Linked DNA regions of Homo sapiens: all the other regions are linked to region 2. The links are chromatin contacts, found by Hi-C in ENCODE. All regions are on one chromosome and are shown on one strand. The core of a region is the stretch at or near the end of the contact, and the rest is flanking DNA. Distances in the headings are between cores, read along the strand shown. Region 1 has its middle 67 kb from the start of OTOGL. Region 2 overlaps SYT1 (synaptotagmin 1). Region 3 has its middle 47 kb from the start of OTOGL.

Region 1 (4,616 bases), core at 202-2,701, 610 kb before region 2:
AAGGGATTGGGGTGAGGCAGGGAATGGGATATGAGGTTAGATGAAGAGAAAGGGAAGGGAAAGACAACTTGATGCTTCCCAGCCAACTTGGTACAATTCAATTCTTCTCTTTTTGATCCTATCAAAGCTGTAAGCTATAGATGTTAAGTCTCTGGAGCCACAAGAACCTAGGTTCAAATCCTGGCTGTACAATTTACAATCTATATGAACTTGGACAATTCCTTAACCTCTCTCTGCCTCAAATTTCTCATCTATAAAATTGAGATACTAGCGCCTATCTCATTAAGGTTATTGACAGGATTAGATGAACTAATGTATGTGAAGCACTTAAAACAGAGTCTGACGCCTATGAAGCACTATAGATGCATTAACTATTACTGTAATTCATGGTGCTCTTAGTTTGGATACCTCATCCAGACCTTGACAAAGTCAATATATACTGAAAGGCTCAACTACTGAAATTAATCACACTAAGATCTACATGTAAACTGCATTCACTCATCCAACACATTTTTGTTGAGCATTTATATTTATGCTCTGAACTAAGCTCTAGGAGAATAAAATTATATAAAGCACAGGAGGAAAATAAGATGAATTGGTATAAAGCCCACATGCATAAGATGAAACTATTATAAGATAGGTTGATTATGAATTTTTAAAACTTGATTAAATTAAGCAAAAACAAATGGTCTAGTTGCCAGTAAGTTTGTTAATCTTTTGATTATCTGATCATCTTAACAAAACTTCAAAACAGAATAAAAATTTTTAATATAGGCCGGTTTTAGCTGATACTGAACAATAAAGCCGTACTTAACTGCACTTTCCTGGTCAAGAACAAGAACTTTGGAACCAGGATAGGCTCAGGTTTGAAACTAGCTCTGCCACTTTCCTTGTGTACCTTGAGCAAGATACCTAAACTTTCTCTCCATTAATTCTTCATATTTAAGCTGAGCAGCACTAGCTACCAGTTTACATGGTGTTATAAGGATTAAATGTAAGGCAGTTACCTAGTGTTTAGCCCATAATAAATGCTCAGTAAATACTTGCGAGCATCATAATTATTATTTCTCTGAATTTAAACAAGTAGTACTTATATCTCTATTCACATTACATCTTCTCCACGTGATTTGCCTTCATTTTTCTCCACGTAAATGAAACTAAACATAATTCATTATTGTTAAAATATTGAATGTTTTTTAAAATCCATTTCCAAAAAAACGGTGACTTGCTGATAGTTCTCATAGCAGGAGTATAAACTAACTCCCCTTCAGGGAGTTGCATAGCCATCTCTTTGTTTAGGTGATTTCTAGACTTCCTATTTAGGCAAGGCTCTGATCTAGAAGACATAACTTTTTATAATCCAGCTCTGATGACACAGCATGAGTGATGGAGCTATAAACAGACTCCCTCCTCCTCCCCCACAAACCATGTTTCTGTAGGATGAGGGCCCAGTTAGTGGGAATTCACTTGTAAAAGACTTGGAAATACTTTCTTCAGCACACAGCTGAGCACCAAAACTTTTGAGCTATATGCCGTCTTACAATTATGCTCTAAGCCAAGAGAAAAATCTTGCTAAGTTATTTATGTTTTAGGCATTTGATTTTTCATTTTAAAGTGCTAATATTACAAGTAACTTAAATAGCAGGCACAGTCTAAAGATTTAAAAAGAAGAAAAAGTTGATGAATTACTGATGTACTTGCTAAAGTGAATATTAGGAATTTTAATGTCAGATGTTCTAATGGGGAAAAAACGATGTTTGAGAACTAAAGAGATTAGCTGAGAACTGAACTCTAAGGCAGGTATTTTTAGGAATCTTTGGTAGTGTTTTAATGTCAGCTTAAGAAACAAAGTAAAGTATTTGTGTCTCATAGTTGCTAGGCAACATATTGGATTTGATTTGGTTTCCAGTCATTTTAAAAAATAGTGCCATGATTATAACAGCAATGAAACAGTATTATCCTTTTCTCAATTCAATATTAAAATACTTAAGAACAGTTGGCTTTGATGGGGTCATTATTACTTAACTTTTATTTTTTCATTGTTTCCATATCCTTATTCCAGAATCCTGGAACCATGCACACTGTACTCTTAAAAGAATAACTTATGTCATAATTGTGCATCATGCTGTTTTACTATTTTAGATTAGATATTTACATAAAATTCAAGATACTGAAGTTTGTAGCCTTTTTTGAGTTTCTCCACACTTTGATCATCATATTCCTGAATCATCAATACATTTTCTTTTTAAGAAAGCAAGGGAGTAGTATGTACCTTAGAGAGATTTTCACTTAAAATAGTTACAATAGCTTCAGTTTTTTTTTTAAACATTTACACAAAAACCTAACTCCCCAACCAAGCCAGAAAGATTAGGTATTATTAGTATTTACGTATTTTTGTGAATTTTTAACTTAGACAATATTTGTGTTTTCTTATAAAGTTAACATATACTTTTTAATTTTTTTTTTAGTCAGGTACTACAAAGCAGTATAAAATAAAAAGTAGCATCCCTCTTCCTACTCCTTCCTCAAGTTACTTCAATCGTATTCCCCAAAAATAATCGCTAACACTTTCTTACAACTCTACATATTTTTAAATTCTGCTTGGAAACATGTGCTGGATTTGACACAACTCATTTATTGTTAGAGCTTGAGTGCATTCTTTGTTACCACCCAACCAAGAGTAAAAAAGAAAAAACAATTTTTTTCAGGAAAAAAAAAGGAATCCCTGGACCCAAACATTTCTCTTCCAATTCTTTTCAGGTAGTAACTCTTTCTCTCCTTTCCATTTCTGGCCAACACAAACACACTACCCAATGACACAGCTAACTGACCATATTGGATGGGAATTTCTGGATGGAAGTTTTTAAAAGGTTAATATATCTGACATAGTTTCCAAGCTCTTAATTTAGTCTAAGTGTAATGTACCAAACAGTTAATATCTCTCTTCTGTCATTTATTTCTATTAACTTTCTCTTTGTTATTGTTTACTCTCATTTTATTGTTTACTTTACATAAAAGTTTGAAGGGCTGGAATGATCTGGGCCTCTTGAAGGTACAGGAAGCCCACTCTACGTACACAAGCTAAAGCTGCACCAAGAAATTGTTACTAAGAGCCCTGTCTCTCTCTCTGTCTGTCACACACACACACACACACACACACACACACACACACACACACACCTTGAATCAGAAGGCTTTTCTTATAGATCCTGTCCTCCTCCAGGATCCAGTTTTCTGGATAGTCCAAACGATTTCCATCCTCCAGCCCTAGGAGAAGCTACTGTTCTTAGATCCATTTTTGGTATCTGGAAGATTAGTTTCCTTCCTGTTTAGGCCTTGTTTCTATAAAGTACATTCTGTTCTCTCTCGCCTGATTCTCCACCCCCATTACCCACGCACACATGCACACACAAACACACACATGATCTTTGCCATAAGGTACTTTTCCAAACTGTTCCTCAGCAGCCAACTCTCAATTAAAGCCATCCTAGGTATTTGGCTTGTTTGTCATCAACAAATTTTAGGGTGCCTGCCCAGCTCATGCCCTCTTGTCTGAGAGCTGCCTCTTCACTCTACAGTCCCAGTTGTTTATATCACATGACCTCCTTCCTCCTTGGCTATAAGCTGATTGGATTGCAGGTGGACATGTGCCCCTTTTACTAGTCCCATCAGATCCACTCACTTGTGAACTTGAACTAAGAATCGCAGTACTGAGAGTCAGCAAAAGCTAAAAAGATACTGACATGTCAGGAACTAGGGTGGTCATTTGGGTGTAATCATGCTGATGAGGAAGCAGAAAGAATCAGACTTCAGACAGAAGAAAACAAAGTAACAAACATTCAGAAACAATTAGAAACATGAGGCCATGTGACAAGTAAAAGCAAAAACAAGAACAAGAACATAAGAGAGAACAAATACTCCCTAATTGTTGACAACTTTCCATTTTTTCATGAAGTACATACACATTTTCTGACCCTAAATCCTTTTTAATAGCTGAGAGTCTTTTTAATAAACTCATCTTGGTTTAAGCTAGATTGATTGGACTTTTATGTCTTACAACCAAAAAAATCCCTGACTATGATCTTTCTTACTCTCTTACCTTCTTCGTATTTTTTTTTTCTTTTCCTCCGTGGATTTCCCTGCCCCAAAGGTAATGCTATCTTGATATTTTCTCTTAATCTCTGAATCATGCCCAGAAATTTTATGGCATATAATCAAATATTGATAGACTTTTATAGCATAGAACACAAATAAGAGGATCAATTGCATAAGGCAATATATGAGCTTTCATTTTTTCCAGTGCTAAATTTGAGGCACTACACCAGGGACTCTACAATCATTGTCTCTTTTCTTATAGCAGTCATCCAAAGTGAGAGGTATTTGTCCCTTTTATAGAAGAGAAAATAGTAGTCTGAGAACTTTATAGAATAATACTGATTAAAGACACATGGCTAACAAACTGAAGACTTGGGGTTGTAACCTCAGTTTATCTGGTTCACAAACTCTCTAGTATACAAAGTCCATATATTTCAATATCAAGTCCATACATTTCAATATAATTCATTTTATAATACAATATAAACGCTCTTAGAGAAGCCAAGTGTCCTAGTGCATCT
Region 2 (4,939 bases), core at 1,334-3,833:
TTTTAGGTGGGGACACAGCCAAACCATATCATAATATATTTACATTAATTAGAAACCTTTTAAAAAATGTTATTAGAAACATAAATATTAACATTCTGTTGTGTGGCTGTACTTTTTTCACTTGGCTTATCATTTTTTTGATAGCTTCCTGGAGTGAGCAGTTCTGCAGGTTATCAATATTAGATTATCGCTATCATACAATATTGCAAGACACATGGGGTGTTAATCATTTGCTTTGGATAGCTAGCAGTTAAGGACATGAATTTTCTTAGAGAAGAGGGAATAAAGCCATGGAATGTTTCTGGAGAAAAGTTATTCCACATCATTCTTCTGAAGATTGTGTTCTATTCACAAAGCAAGTTTATCTAATTAAAGGCTGTGAAATATGTTTTTTTTTTCCTTGAATAATTGCCTGTGGTATGAATAAGGTTAGAACACTCTGCTCTCATTCTTCCCAGTTTAGCTTCAGGGTGGGAAGGATTGCAAGTGCTAAATGCTAAGCACTATCATTTCTAGGAGTGAAGATTAGACAAAGAGGAAATACTCTAAAGCAAGCTCATGATTTGCCTTCCAAATCCATTCAAGAGAGTGCAGAGTGAATTAATTTAGTGGAATTGTTGGGCAGAGTCAGAGTTCTGATTCTGAATCTTGTCTGGAACTATTCTGGGTGATTAGGACTCCAAGTCTGGTTTCAGAAAGGCTATTTTTTTTTTTTTTAATCAAACAGTGCTGGATGTGAATATGATTCAAACAACTCACAACTTTTTACTTAATTTGAAGGCCACTTTAGAGGGAGAGTTAACAATCTTTATTGAATAATTGAATAAGAGAGTAGACATAATATTCTAAGAGGAGCTACCATTTATGGGCTCTGAGTTACATGGAAAAGCTCTCTGTGTCCTTCATGCCTCTTTTAGGAAATGGTATAAATGAGTCAAAGGCCATACGCCAATAAGTATTATTAGTGCTTTGCAGGTAAAACCGTTCCTATACAACTGTGTTAGATGGACAGAAGTCAACATTTTACACTGACTGTGTAGTTGACTACTTAAATATATTGTGCTAGACTCTTTGGAGTTAAAATTTAAGTAAGAACTTGTTAATTAAAATGTCAATGTACTTCTAAAAAATATTGAAAGAGAAGGAGTTATATTTAGTTGAAGAAAATTTTTTCACACTAAGATTTTTATTGGGATTTACATAGCATTCAGACCAGCCTAAGAATATTAGTGAGGTGATTAATATGAATTTGATATTTGCCCTCAGTTCAGAGCAATGTGATTTTGGGCATAAGGACAAGTCTATGGTATAGAAATTGAAAATGGGGCCAAAATTAGTTAATTGACTTAAACCCAAAATGTTCTGTGGAAAACAGACTGCCTGTACATGGTTTAAAAAATGGAGATTCCTAGACTGGAAGGCCATTGTGAACATGAACAGACAAAAATGGAGTTTATCTGGTTAAAGAACTTTTGAAACTTTTGAGGTTATATGAGGGGTCAGGTTTATTAAACATCGATTATCCAGCACTTTGCTAGATGATATGAAATAACAGCAGAAAATATGAACATTCCTGCCATTACCTTAGAAGAAGTGACAGTGGGTGGAAGGATGAGAGTAGAAAAAGGAGTGTGCCTGAAAATACAATAAGAACAAATATAAAAATGCCATAATACACGACCTTCATAGACTGGAAGGAAAATATTAGATCTGTTTGACCTCTTTGGGGTAACATTTGGCTTATATTGTTATTTGCTGCTTCTATGAACATAATAAAGGTTTAATTTTTATCACTGAAATTTTTACAAGTGCAAATTAAATGTCTCAAAAAAAAAAAAAAAAAAAGAAGAAGAAAAATCAAAAGCAAAACAAAACCAAAAAGGGCAGCAGCTGAAAATCAGTCTTTCCTATAAGGAGCAGGGCAATGATTAATGGATAACAAATTTAAAAACTTAAAAAAAAAACAAAACACTAGGTCTGCATACAATCACACACAAAACTATTTTATAGAAAAATGGGAGACCAAACAGAAGTTAAGAGAATATTTCATGACATAATTTTGAGAAAATCAAAATAGTCATCAAGTAGTCATAGTGTGTTTAGGAACTATTAATGGCCAATCAGTTTGTAAAAACCAGTCTTTACCAACCACCTGCCAACCACATTCCAGCAGTCCTTAAAAAGCCTCAAAAAGCAGTGGATGAGCAAGAAAAACTGTACAAATGAAAGAAATGTTAACATTGCTGAGAAATCAATACAGCCATGGCCATGCATTTCAAATTGTAGGAAGAGGACAGATGTCTATATGCTTATGCCTGTTGTTTGTACTACCCTCTCTACTCTTGGCATGCCTAAAGACAACTGGAATTTCACTAAAACCTTTGCAAATACAAATAATGAACAAATCCACACACAGCACACAAACACAATACATCCATGGCATTTGTTTGTAAAGGCACTTTCAGAGAAAGAGCATGATTCATTTGAAAGGCTCTCTCTGTGGTTATTTGTTTTCTGGTGATGCAGAAATTCTTCTAAATAGGTCATCATAATACTGATAATCATCTCCACGGTAACCAGCTTTCAAGGCAACTGGCTGAGGGTTACATTTCTAGATGGGGGAAATTGCATTAGAGGCATGGTAGTGACACAAGAAGCTGTAAGCTAGTGCCATTCGAATTCCCTTATACGTACAGCATTTATCAAATACTCTCTTTATAATCTGAACTAAGTATGACTTGTTTGAGGGACATTTGTAGGTGATGCTTCATCTCATTTTTAGGTAATGCTCCATCTATTAACCTAAATAGAAAAAAGAAATAACCAAATACTTGTTGGTTATTTCAACAAGTATTTGGTTATTTCTTTTTTCTATTTAGGTTAATAGATCCAGGTGCTTAGGCCTTCTAATGCTAACCCAGAGCCGGTATCTTGGGAGATTTCAGGAACAAGTGTTCACTCTCACCTTCCTCTCTCTGCTTGCCTCCATCTGTATAGGTGTTCGGCATATTTAGGAGAGGGACTAGATTTCTGTGGGATTGTGCAATAACATCTCGACCATAACATATCATGAAATTGAAGAATTTTTCTGATAAATGGGTTTCTTAGATCTGAGGCAATCCATTTTGCAGTGTCCAGGGATAAGACTAAGCAATTTCTTAGAACTATTCCACAGTTTAAGTCCTTGAAATGTTTTTTAGCCAAGAGTAAGAGGCTAAGCTGGCAAGGAACCCAACCAAACCACCTCAGCTTTATGTTTTTGTTTTGTTTTGTTGTGTGTATGTGTGTTTGTCTATGTCTTAAAGTACTTACAAAATTCTGAGGGCAGAGCTACTTCACAGCTGTCTTATACTTGCAGACTCTAAGGCTTAATTAGAGTTAAAAGAACTAGTTGAGGCCTCCAGGCTCAGGTGATAGAATGAAAGCAGATTATAGAGTCTCTCTCTTTCTCTTTCTCTCAGAACTAAAAACAAGGGATACCAACAATGAAAACCACTAGCTCCCTCCTTTCTAGTAATAAGTCAGCAATGAAATAAGGAAAAGACTGTAACCTAATAATATGGACATTAAAACAAAACAAAGCATGCATGCACGTGTGCACACATGTGTGGGCGCACAGACACACACACATACAATGCTGGCTCACAAAAGAACAGATCTTGGAGTGGTACAGTGTAGCTTCTAACCCTGAACTCCCTTCCTGCCCCTGGAACCTTACTGGTGAATTACTGAACTCTCAAGACCTCACTATAGTCTTCAGATCTGGAGAGAAACTAACTAAATGACTATCCTTATTTTTCTCATTTTTGTCTGAAGGGTAGTGGATTGGCTATTGGACAGAAGTGGGCTGCTTCTTTCTGACAGAGCATGTATCGGTAAAGATACCACATTGCATATAAACTCATTAGAAAGGGGAATCGTCTCATTTGTTCACACAGCTTACTTCCAGCACCTAGATTAGAATGTGCCTTGCAAAGGAGAGGGGCTCAATAAAAATTTGCTGAATGATTTTAAAAAATCCTAGAGTGTTCCCCTTCAGGATGGATATGTATTCTGATTAAAGAGAGGGATTAAAATGTAGTTCAAAGTATCTAACAAATCCCAGAGAGAGAGAGAGAGAGAGCACGAGCAACCAAAAGTGCAGAGCCCAGGAGTTCTAACTCAGATGTCACACAGCTTCAGCAGAGCTTTCCCTTCCCTCTCTACTCCCTGCACCATTTCCTTAGGCTGCAGTTAAGTGGATGGTATCCAAAATCAAGTTCTTTAACCATAGCTTTGGGGAAAAAAGTTAGAGTCTATGGAAATTGAGTCAATAAGTCACCTATACTAGATAGAACAGAGAAGATCCAGATAAAGCGTTCAGGTATGAGTAAGATGGGGGAAATCAGTGACAAACATCCAAACATGCTAAGGCAATGCTCCCAAATGAAAATAAACAAAACCAATCAACCTTAAAAGAAAGGAACATAGCATGCAAAAGAAAGATGAAACTCCCTCTTTTAAAGAAAACATAGTCCAAAGAACAAAACAAAATTCCTCAGAAGTGCTTTGTACTATGAATCAAGTTAATGAGAACATGAACTCAGAAAAACAAGAGCTCAAAGATGAGTTGACAGAACCCCAGGAAGGTTACAGAACTAAGGAGGCTGAGTACAAAAACAATATTATAGAGTGAATTTTTAAAAGGTGACAGAGCAAGGAACAAAATAAACATGGCTGCAAATAAAATTACCGGCCTCGAGGAATGGCTTGTAAATACAAGGGAACCAAAGGAATTAGAAGGTGACAGATTGGAGTTCAAAAGCACTTAACATGAGGAAATTGATGTCCCTGAAGGAGAAGTTTCAATAAATGGAACAGGAAAAGTATTCACAAATACCACACAAGGAAATTTCACTAAAGAGAAAGAATAACCACATTTATAGATTGAAAGAACATA
Region 3 (4,743 bases), core at 293-2,792, 630 kb before region 2:
GCATTGTATAAATGGCCCTTTCAAATCTAAAATCTATAATGAAGTGACAAATGGCACAAACATATGAGGATTTACTTGCCATTCAATAATAGTTTCATTGCATTAACCTGAATAAATAAGAAACATGGTTGCTCTCCGCACCATGACCCACTAGCAAGGCAAACATAGAGAGCAATAGGTTTTCCTGATGCTCCACAAGTCACACAAACTAGGCAAATGCCCATTCCATGCGTACTCTTGCAAAGCCTGTACATTTTTTTTTTTTTTTTTTTTTGAGACGGAGTCTTGCTCTGTCGCCCAGGCTGGAGTGCAGTGGCGCGATCTCGGCTCACTGCAAGCTCCGCCTCCCGGGTTCACTCCATTCTCCGGTCTCAGCCTCCGGAGTAGCTGGGAAGCCTGTACGTTTTTTAATGGAAGTCACTATTCAGATAAATCAGACATTTAGACTTCAAGAGGTGTAAGAATTCCTCAAACTGACCACAGGTTGTTCTGGGAAGAGTATCTGTGATAGATGGGTAAGAGGAGATGATTACACAGATTCTTGCATGAGTAAAAAAATCTGATTCTCTTAACTACTCAGTTCAATTTCAGAAGAAAAGCTTGTCGGTATCAAATGAGTTAGTTCTTTCTTGATAAATTAGAGAAATCTTACCTTGACAGAAGAGTAGACACATTATATTCTCAGTTGTGTAATGGCATCACTGGATTCCAGGGCACTCACTGATAGAAAGTTTTATATGCCATTTTCATGGGGGGAAAAGTCCTTAATGGTATGTCTCACCTAAAAGGGAAAAGTTGCAGTTTGGCAGGTTTGGAAACTTTGTGACTACGGAGCTAGAATTAAAAACTTGCACTAAAGAGAGAAAAAGTATAAAATATGCTCTTTCTCTCTCTCTCTCTCCTCCATCCCCATATATTATTCAAAATAAGGGCTTTGTTTTCGGTTTTGGTGTTTTCATTTTCTAACCTCTTAATAAATTACCTGATGCTTTTGCTCAGACCGTTCTCAAAATAGGGATCACAAATTAAAATACCTACAAGGGTTAGGCAGATAAAGCAAAGGAGTGAAGTCATTTCTGTCAAATTTAACAAAATGTTCAGTGGGGAGGACTTGGCAGCTTGTAGACTGCATGACCCATTGAAGCGTCTTAGCAAGTACTCACCTCCAGTCAGTTGTCACATACAGAAATGCTGGCTTAGTGTTGCCAAATATACAAATTTTCAAGATAAACAGTAAATCTGAATTTTTATGTACTGTCTCCTGGATTTTAAATTTGGCCACATTTCAAACATTATTTGGAAATGTGTGGGGACTTCTAATCAAGATGGTTTAGTGAGTTCGTAAATTACCACACCCCTCTGTTCTAAACATTCAGCCATGATTGGAAATATATAAAAAGATAAAAGCATTATGACATTAGCTGGGTACAAAATCAAGATAAACATCTCCATGGACCAGAAAAAGAACAGAAAGCCAACGCAGTGAGCAAGGCTCAGAGAGATGACTGGCCAGAACTGGGCACTCTGCCTGAAGCTGCAGCTGGGTTGGGACTTCCAAAAACACGTAGGCAGTTTAAAAAACAGTTCACTTGCTGTTAGGAACTGTGGCTTACTGGGACTCATTGGACCTGAGAAAGTGGGAGAAAAAAGACACTGCCTTGAAACAAGGACCACGATTTCCAAATATAGATCAGGAGCCCTAGAACAACTCTACAGATTTTCTAGATATCGCTTACCCAACTTGTAGGATAATACCTTAATCATAACTTTTCATTCATCTACTCAATCATGTATTCAACAACTATTTCTTGAGCAGCTACTAAATGCTGGGCAGTGTTCTGGGTGCTGGAGAAAAATGAGTGCACAAAACGAAGTCCCTATCCTATTGAGTTTACACTTTAGTTGAGGGAGAGGGGCCAGTGTGGGAAACAGATCACAAATAAACAAGTGAATACATAATGTCTGAGGGTGGAACTGCTAGGAAGAGAAAATAAGCTAAGGTAAAGGGGAAGAAAAACATCAAAGAGGGAAGGAAGGATGCTGTTTTATAAAGAGAGCTAGAGAAGACCTAGTGAGAATGTGATATTTAAGGGAGCCAGTTATAATGACATGGGAGACAAGTGTCCCAGGCAGATGGCACAGGAAGTTCAAAGGCTTTAAGGTAGAGACATGCAGGGTAGGCTCAAGGAATAGCAAGGAGATGAGTGTGATGAGAGGAGTGAGTAAGAAGAGTGGTAGGAGCAAAAGTTAGAATTGGAGCAGAAGGCCAGATCACATAGAACCTTCAAAGCCATTTCCATGTTTGTGACTTTTTATTCCCAGTGAGATGAGAGACCACTGTGGGGGTTAGAGGTGAAGAGAAACATAATATAACTAATGTATTAAAAAGATAACTAGGACAGCCTTGGTGAGAAAGGACTGGAGTGAAGGACAAGGAGCACGGAAAGAGGCAAGGAGACAAATTAAAAGCCTATTTAAGCAATCCAGACCAGAGATGATGAGGGCTTGGACCAGGAGGGAAGCAGTGGAGGTGGGGAAACGTTGTTATGGTCTGAAGTTATGTTGAAGACAGAGACAAGAGGATTGTTGTTGGATCAGAAGGATAGTGTGAAAGAAAGAGGGGAGTCAGAAATTATCCCAGATTTTTTTAAAGAGAACTATAAAAACTATAAAACTACTAGAAGAAGACATAGGGTAAACACTCCAGGACTTTAATCTAGGCAAAGATTTTATGGGTAATAACCTCAAAAGCACAGGCAACAAAACCAATAACAGGCAAATGGGACTGTATTAAACTAAAAAGCTCCTGCAGGGCAAAAGTGAACAATTAACAGAGTAACGAGGCCACCTATTGAATGACAGAAAATATTCCCAAACTACTCATCTCACAAGATGCTAGTATCTAGATTAAACAAGGAACTCAACCCAAAAGCAAAAAATAGAAACAAAAACAAATAATCCCCTTGAAAAATGAGCAAAGAACATGAATAGACATTTCTCAAAAGATATACAAATGGCCAACATATACATGAAAACATGCTGAATGTCACTAGTCATTAGGGAAATGCAAATCAACGCCACAATGAGATATTATCTTACCCCAGTTAGAATGGCTATTATCAAAAAGACAAGAAATAACAATGCTGATTAGGATGCAGAGAAAAGGGATCTGTTACACACTTTTGGTGGGAATGTAAAGTAGTACAGTCTCTATGGAAAACAATATGGAAATTTATAATAAAAAAAAACCTAAAAACAGAACCACGATATGATCCAGCAATCCCCTCTACTGGGTATTTATCCAAAGGAAAAGAAATCAATATCTCAAAGGAATACCTGTACCTTCATGTTTGTTGTAGCACTATTCACAATAGCAAAATATGTAATCAACCTAAGTGTCCAGAAACAGAATGGATGCAGAAATTGTGATAAACACACACACACACATACACACAATGAAATACTAGTCAGCCATTAACAAAAATGAAATCCTGCCATTTGCTGCAACATGGATGGAACTGAAGATCATTATGTTGAGTGAAATAAGCCAAGCACAGAAAGACAACTATTACATGTTCTCACTCATCTGTGGGAGTTAAAACAATTGATCTTATGGAGGCAGAGAAGAGTGATAGTTACCAGAGGTAGGGAAGGGCTTGTAAGGGTTGGGGAGGATAAGAGACTGATTAATGGGTATAAACATACAATTAGATAGAATCAATAAAATCTAATGTTCTATGGTAGAGTAGTTATAGTTAAAAGCAATGTATTATATACTTCAATATAACTACAAGATTCAATATAACTACAAGAGAGGACTTAAAATGTTCCTAACACATAGAAATGATTAACACATGAGGTGATGGATATCCTAAACACTTTGACTTCATCATTACACACCCTATGCATGTAACAAAATATTACATGAACCCTACAAATATTTACAAATATTGTGTATCGATTAAAAATCAGCCTATGAATAATCATTAAAAAAGAGAGATGGCGTCTTTATAGGTTGCCCATGCCGAAGTGTAGTGGCTGTTGAGGCTGAATCATTGCACACTACAGCTTCAAACTCCTAGGCTCTAGCAATTCTCCACCTCAGCCTCCCAAGTAGCTGGGACTACAGGCAAGTGCTACCACGCTTGGCTACAACTCCAGACTCTTTGGCCTCTGTAGCTGGAAGACTGATATTGCCATTTTCTGAGATTGGAAAGTATGAAAAAGAGTAAGGTTTGAGGTTGGAAGTTGGATAAGAATCAGAGTTGAAGATGTGGGCTTGTGAAGTTTGTGGTATATAGAATATATCCAAGTGGAAATTTCAAGTAGGAATCCCAAGGGAGAGGTCCAGGTTATGGGAAAAAATGTAGAGGTCATCAGTAGATTAATGGAATTTAAATCCATGAGACTAAACAAGATCAGAAAGGGAGAGCATGTATATTTACGAGTAAGTCCAAGTAGCACACTCCAATCACACAATCTGAGAAGACTTTAACAAAGGGTCTATTTAAATAGTGTGGCAGAATTTCGATAAAGAATAAAGGATGATGTATTACCCCAACACCAGGCAGCCTAATGGGTCCAGGGGAAGGAGGAATTACCAGAAACCCAGAGAAGGTAGCTGAATAGAGATGCTCCCCTTGACAAGAGCTGTAACCTTTAGTCAAGGGAGGCAACCCAGCAGTAAGGAGGCTAGAGGAAGCAATACTCTATCCCACTCTCCTCCTAAGCTCCAACAGAAAG

What was found. A loop is a pair of places that touch in the nucleus more often than their neighbours do. Pooled maps may share reads with other maps.
Region 1: a pooled map shows a loop between it and region 2 (2.9-fold over the local background). The contact joins two enhancer-like sites. A Hi-C loop is called at or near these places in 2 of 168 maps with a recorded cell type or tissue (IMR-90 and ascending aorta) and 1 of 50 pooled maps.
Region 3: a loop to region 2 is called in a pooled map, with 5 times the contacts of the local background. The contact joins two enhancer-like sites. A Hi-C loop is called at or near these places in 3 of 168 maps with a recorded cell type or tissue (IMR-90, K562 and ascending aorta) and 3 of 50 pooled maps.

The regions. Positions count from the first base shown.
Region 1 is chr12:80,030,431-80,035,046 of GRCh38, reverse strand. No RefSeq gene overlaps it. Among named protein-coding and RNA genes, the nearest start is that of OTOGL, 67 kb to the left of the region's middle. Within about 2 kb of position 1,451, at least 2 of the 41 ENCODE cell types and tissues checked have a DNase peak (open chromatin) inside an H3K27ac peak, as active enhancers do.
Region 2 is chr12:79,421,860-79,426,798 of GRCh38, reverse strand. The region is part of intron 9 of SYT1 (synaptotagmin 1); the gene reads right to left. Among named protein-coding and RNA genes, the nearest start is that of MIR1252, 5.1 kb to the right of the region's middle. Within about 2 kb of position 2,583, at least 4 of the 41 ENCODE cell types and tissues checked have a DNase peak (open chromatin) inside an H3K27ac peak, as active enhancers do.
Region 3 is chr12:80,049,995-80,054,737 of GRCh38, reverse strand. No RefSeq gene overlaps it. Among named protein-coding and RNA genes, the nearest start is that of OTOGL, 47 kb to the left of the region's middle. Within about 2 kb of position 1,542, at least 8 of the 41 ENCODE cell types and tissues checked have a DNase peak (open chromatin) inside an H3K27ac peak, as active enhancers do.